Linked DNA regions of Homo sapiens: region 1 is linked to region 2. Evidence: chromatin contacts called from ENCODE Hi-C or POLR2A ChIA-PET data. All regions are on one chromosome and are shown on one strand. The core of a region is the stretch at or near the end of the contact, and the rest is flanking DNA. Distances in the headings are between cores, read along the strand shown. Region 1 overlaps BMAL1 (basic helix-loop-helix ARNT like 1). Region 2 overlaps BMAL1 (basic helix-loop-helix ARNT like 1).

Evidence for each region. A loop is a pair of places that touch in the nucleus more often than their neighbours do. ChIA-PET counts read pairs that join two places held with the same protein, here RNA polymerase II (POLR2A). Pooled maps may share reads with other maps.
Region 1: a loop to region 2 is called in a pooled map, with 3 times the contacts of the local background. The contact joins two enhancer-like sites. A Hi-C loop is called at or near these places in 1 of 37 single-sample maps with no recorded cell type and 9 of 50 pooled maps. POLR2A ChIA-PET finds 5 or more read pairs at or near these places in 3 of 52 experiments (K562, RWPE1 and activated CD4-positive, alpha-beta T cell).

The regions. Positions count from the first base shown.
Region 1 is chr11:13,383,659-13,386,358 of GRCh38, reverse strand. BMAL1 (basic helix-loop-helix ARNT like 1) reads right to left here. Exons shown (of 20, transcript NM_001297719.2): 19 at 568-670. Among named protein-coding and RNA genes, the nearest start is that of BTBD10, 78 kb to the left of the region's middle. Within about 2 kb of position 1,323, at least 5 of the 41 ENCODE cell types and tissues checked have a DNase peak (open chromatin) inside an H3K27ac peak, as active enhancers do.
Region 2 is chr11:13,335,241-13,337,940 of GRCh38, reverse strand. All of the region lies in intron 3 of BMAL1 (basic helix-loop-helix ARNT like 1), which reads right to left. Among named protein-coding and RNA genes, the nearest start is that of BMAL1, 59 kb to the right of the region's middle. Within about 2 kb of position 1,325, at least 5 of the 41 ENCODE cell types and tissues checked have a DNase peak (open chromatin) inside an H3K27ac peak, as active enhancers do.

The DNA of each region.
Region 1 (2,700 bases), core at 74-2,573, 48 kb before region 2:
GAATCAAATGATCATTTTAGAAATAAGTACAAAGCGCTTAAAATTTAGTAAATGTTAAAAATATTTGAGTCAAGCTTATTTTAATAATCTGATGTAACCAGTTAAGAGGAGTTACAAAAAGAAAGGCAAATAGGAAGGGAGAGTTTAGGAAAAAAACAGATCTAGAAAGCCCAGGGGAGAAAAAGATGGATGTGATGGGAAAAGCAAACTCTTTTCACTTAATGACTTTTAATACCTTCTGATATGCTTACTAATCACCCTTCTAGGCATTATCTCTGAACCTTCATTAGCCTTCTCTCTCTGAAGAGATTATGCCCCACATGGGAGAAAGCCTATGTCTAGGTAGCTGTAGCCTCCTCTTGAGTTCCAGGCACAAACTTGGACCTCCACCAAAACTCAAATACTGGTCAACTTTTTAGAGATTTAAACAAATTTTAAACTTTTATTCTGTTCCTATCAAATTTATCTAGGATTAGCTTGTTTCACACAGTTCAGTTCTTAAAATTGACTTTATGTAAGATGTTTTGCAAGCTCATTGCAATGGAAACGAATAATGATGCCACTTACCAAGAATAGAAGAACTATCAGAATATGGATAACCTGGGTTCTCCTGAGCCTGGCCTGATAGTAGGCCACTGGAAGGAATGTCTGGAGTCCCTCCATTTAAAATCTACAAACAAAAGGAGGGAAGTGTGAAGTTTGAATCAGTATTATGAGCAATGCCAAAAGGAAAATGAAGCATGGGGTGGGGTGGGGAGAAGCTTCAAATGGCTTCAGTTTTCTATTGGATGATTTCAAACAAGGAACTGTTAGACAGACATGGTCAGAGTAAGAAAAAACCTCTCCCCCGAACTATTCTTTTCTCTCCATTTTAGTGAGCCCACAGAGGCAACTTAAAGGCTGAATAAAATCCCAAGAGCATTCAACTGCCTGGAATCATGATGCCCACATATTTCTTTAGGACCAATGCCTAAACTTCAATGAGCCCAGCTAGACGTTTCCCCTATAAGGGAATAAAACATCTTATAGTGACAGATATTTCTGAAGAAGAAAAAGTGGAGTTAACAAGCTGTGAAGAGACACAGCTCAAGGAGTCAAATGAAGAAAACAGAAGTAAATCTCTTATACTACAGGTGCCAACTTCAGTAACCTGTGGTTTAAGTTAAGACAGGCTACTGGGGAGGATTATTACTACTACTCAGTAAGAGAACTCTGTCTCAAAATCTCCCCCACTCACCCCAGCTGCCTTCCCCTGGCTGAGTCTCAAAGAAGAGCATTCTTTGAGACCTATCTGGATATACGTGAGGAAACAGTTTGGTAGCTGCTGCTTTCAGGAGCAGCAATGATTTCAGGCTTTGCCAGCAGGTGGCATTATAACTTACTTTATTTCCACAGCAACGTTTTGGTCTAGGGACCCTTTTACACTCTTAAAAAAATCATTGAGGACTCCAAAGAACTTTTGCTTATGTAGGCTGTATTTATCAATATTTACTGTATTTGAAATTAAAACTAATAGATTTCTTAAATGTAATAAACCCGCTACATGTTAACATAAATAATGAATAGTATTTTAATGAAAAATAACTATTTTCTAAAACAGTAACAAAAAATTACCAGGCAGAGTATTATCTTACATTTTTGCAAATCTAATGTCTGGCTTAATAATTTTCAACTGGATTCTCATATATGTTTTTCCATTCAGTCTATTTAGATACGTCTTGTGATTCAAGTATATGAAGGAAATCCAACCTCCCACAGATAAGTAGTTGGAAAAGGGAGGCATATTTTAATAGACTTTTCAAATAATTGTATTCTTTTTTGATACCACTTCAAAACTTGACACGTAGAAGTTTCTTAAAGGTGAGTTGCAATGTGGAATCTGAAACCATATCAATGAATGTTTTGTACTCTTTATATCTTGGCACTTAGGATGGATCTTTTACCCTTACATGATTTTGAAATACCTTGCATTGTTTAGTTACAAAATATTGGTTCACTGAGTTATGCAGATCTTCTATATATTGACACATTTCATTATAGAGCATCAAAATATCACTATTATTAATACTCCCTATCTCATCAACAACATTTTTTAAGTTTTAGGAAGATCTCAAGGTCAAAGTAGCAGAGACAAGTTTTCTAAAAATTCCAATTTTTGCTTGAAAGCTCAGATTTTATCATTGGCAACAAATGTCAGTCATTTTCCTTAAAGTGACAGGTTCACTTCATTCATTTCCAAAAAAAAAGTATTCTAAATACCCAAAACCGAATGACCATATACAATAAAAATGGTGTCCAATGAAAATAGTAGCTAGTTCAACTCACAACTTAATCACACAAGTAGTTTTTGAGACAAACATCATACTTTGGTATGCAGCACAAGTTCTGTGTACTTCTCATTTTGTCACAGAGCATTAAAAAGATGTGTGCTTGAGAATTTTATAAAAGTAATGATGGACATTTTCCCTCCCTCCCTCACTCCCTTCCTTCCTTTCCTCCTTCCCTCCTTGATAGGGTCTCACTCTGGTTGCCCAGGCTGGAGTACAGTGGCACAATCTCAGCTCACTGCAGCCTCAACCTCCTGGGCTCAGGTGATTCTCCCACCTCAGTCCCCGGAGTAGCTGGGATTACAGGTACACCACCACACCTGGATAATTTTTTTTGTATTTTTTAGTAGAGATGGGATTTCTCTATGTTGCC
Region 2 (2,700 bases), core at 76-2,575:
AGAGGGGTCAGATAAATTGCCTGAAATCCCTCAGCTCACAAGTAGGAAAGCCAGGGTTCAAACCCAGCTCTGTCTGACTCCAAAGCTCTGTGACAACTGAAGCAATACTACCTTTTCTGAGTTAAAACAAAACAAAATCTCTTATAAATCAATAAAAAGGCAAATACCTCAGTGGAAAACTAAGCAGAGACTATGAATAGGAAACCCCAAAAGATGAAACACAAAGACCAGTAAGTATACAAAAACATGCTCAATCTCATAACCGTCAAAATTTAATAGATAATATGCCACTTTCACTGCTCATATTAGCAAAGATTCTATTTAAAGATAATACCAGTATTAGTGAAGATGTGGTAAATGGGCAGGTCAGTACACTGTATATCTGAATATAAACTGATATATCTTTTGACAAAGTAATTTCATGCCTAAATTAAATTTTATGTTTAAGAACATCATCTCTTACATAGTACTCTTTTAATAGATATGCACTGGCATCTGTTAATATATCAATAGATATAAATAGATATACATTTAATAAATTTTCATTTAATTAGTATTCATTAGTGAACTGATATACATTGATATACATTGGTGAAAAAGGGTACAAACGTATATACACAATATTTCCCAGTCTTCTTATGTGTCTATAGAAAAAAGACAAAAAAAAATTCACCAGAATATTAAGACATCTCCAACTGGTGAGATGGGTCAGTTTTGTTTTAACGTTATAATTTCTCAATTTTCCATCTTTTTCTATATTGGACATGAATTATTTATATAATAAAATTTCATAAACACAGAAAGGACTGAAAGGAAACAAACCAAAATGCTGATAGTAGCTATCTTTGTGGGCTGAGATAATGGGTAGTGATTTTCATCTTTCAATTTCTCTACCTGTTTCAAACTTTCTCTTATGAGGTTGTGTTACTTTGAACTAAGCAGAACTATAAAACTTAGTAGTAAGTATTCAGATTTTCTGTAACTATATCAATATCATAGAAAAGATTTCAACTAGTTTCCAGATAGGAGTAACAAAGGACAGGGAAATCACACACCAGCTACCCTAGATGAAAGCCTTGGGAAATTTCCAACAGCGAGTGTTAAGGGACCAAAAGCTTACTGCCAGCCCACACATGACCACCAAGGCAGCATCTGACACTGGCACATTCACAGTTCGTGTTTGCCTTTTAGGTGTCGTGTTCAGTTCTGAACGCCTGGCTATCCATGGCATCAACCCAACAGGCACACAACACTGCTGCTCAGTACAGTCAGTGCTGGGCAGCATATTCCCTAGTGACGGTTGCTCTCTCCTGGGGATCCTCCTGGATGTCAGACCCTCGTGGTCCAACTGGAGAGCCCTCAGGTTTCAGGACAGGTAGAGGCCCAGGCTTGAGGCAGGAAGCTTCTGGTAGACTGACTTCAACCCACCCAACTTGGCCTACAAGTTGCCCCCACGAGAAGCCTCATTACCTCCTTGACTTTCCCTTGGACCTGCCCACAGCTCCCAGAGTCAGTCTGACTCAGGCCGAGGTGCAGGCAGAGGCCACAAAACAATCAAAACAAACTTAGTAAAGAGTGGGGAGCCTGGCTGGCTTTTCTTTCTTTAAAAGTCTATATGGGGACGCTTTTAAATATATATATGCACAGGTGGGAGGAGTGAAAAAAATAGAGATTGCAAAAATGAAAAAATATGACAATGGAAACTGTTTCAGGCTCTTTTAGGATCATATACTTTCTAAAAGGGACAGGGGAAACATCAAAACACCTCATTTCTCTGACAATGAATGCAGTTAAAAATTTGGACTTCTACTACATATCCTTATGTAAAAGGACATTTCTAGGAGCTATGAAACCATTTCTTTTCATTTAAAGTCTGTCTTAGGATTTTTCTAGCTAATTTGTAAGCATGTGCATGCATGCACGCACACACACTCTCTCTCTCTTGCTCTTTCATATTGTCAAAAATGCAATAAAAATATTTTAAATATGTCTTTAGCTCTCTTGAAATCTGTAAGTAATATAACCTTACAACACTTATAATTCCAAAAATAATCAATATAATGCCCTAACTGTAATACAAAGAAGAAAGGAAATATAGTTAAAAATAAGACAACATGTAAATCAATATGTAAGTATTGGGGCACCGCTACACCAGAAAACATCATGAAAGATATATGAAATGCTTGCACCTATTCATAACAAATAGGTAAATCTTATATACTTGGTAGCTGTGTTCGCAGAAAATTCAGTATATATTAAAAACATGCAAAAATTATTTGTGTTTATGTGTTAATTGGAGTCAGACTCTAGGCCCAGATAATTTTAAGCAGGGTTTTGCCCACAAGAATGCACTGAGCATTAGGCAGCTATGCAGATGTTGGGCAATCTTTTGTTCCCCAAGCATTATATCTAGCACCCCTGCCTTCCCCTCTTCCCCCAGTAAAAGCCTCGTCTGGGTCACTGTGACATCCAGATCACCCACACACATTCCCACGATGTCCTATAGGGGGCGCGAAGTACCCATTCAGAACCAGTAGCATTTCTACAGACAAAAAGAGGCAGAGAGGTTAGCTATTTACCCAAAACAACAGACAAAACCCAACAGCAGACAGGACTAGAATAAGAGAAGGAATAGACAGCGGAGGAAGAAGGAAGTTATTATTCTCATATTTATGTTTCTTCACTGCTAGACATCATGCC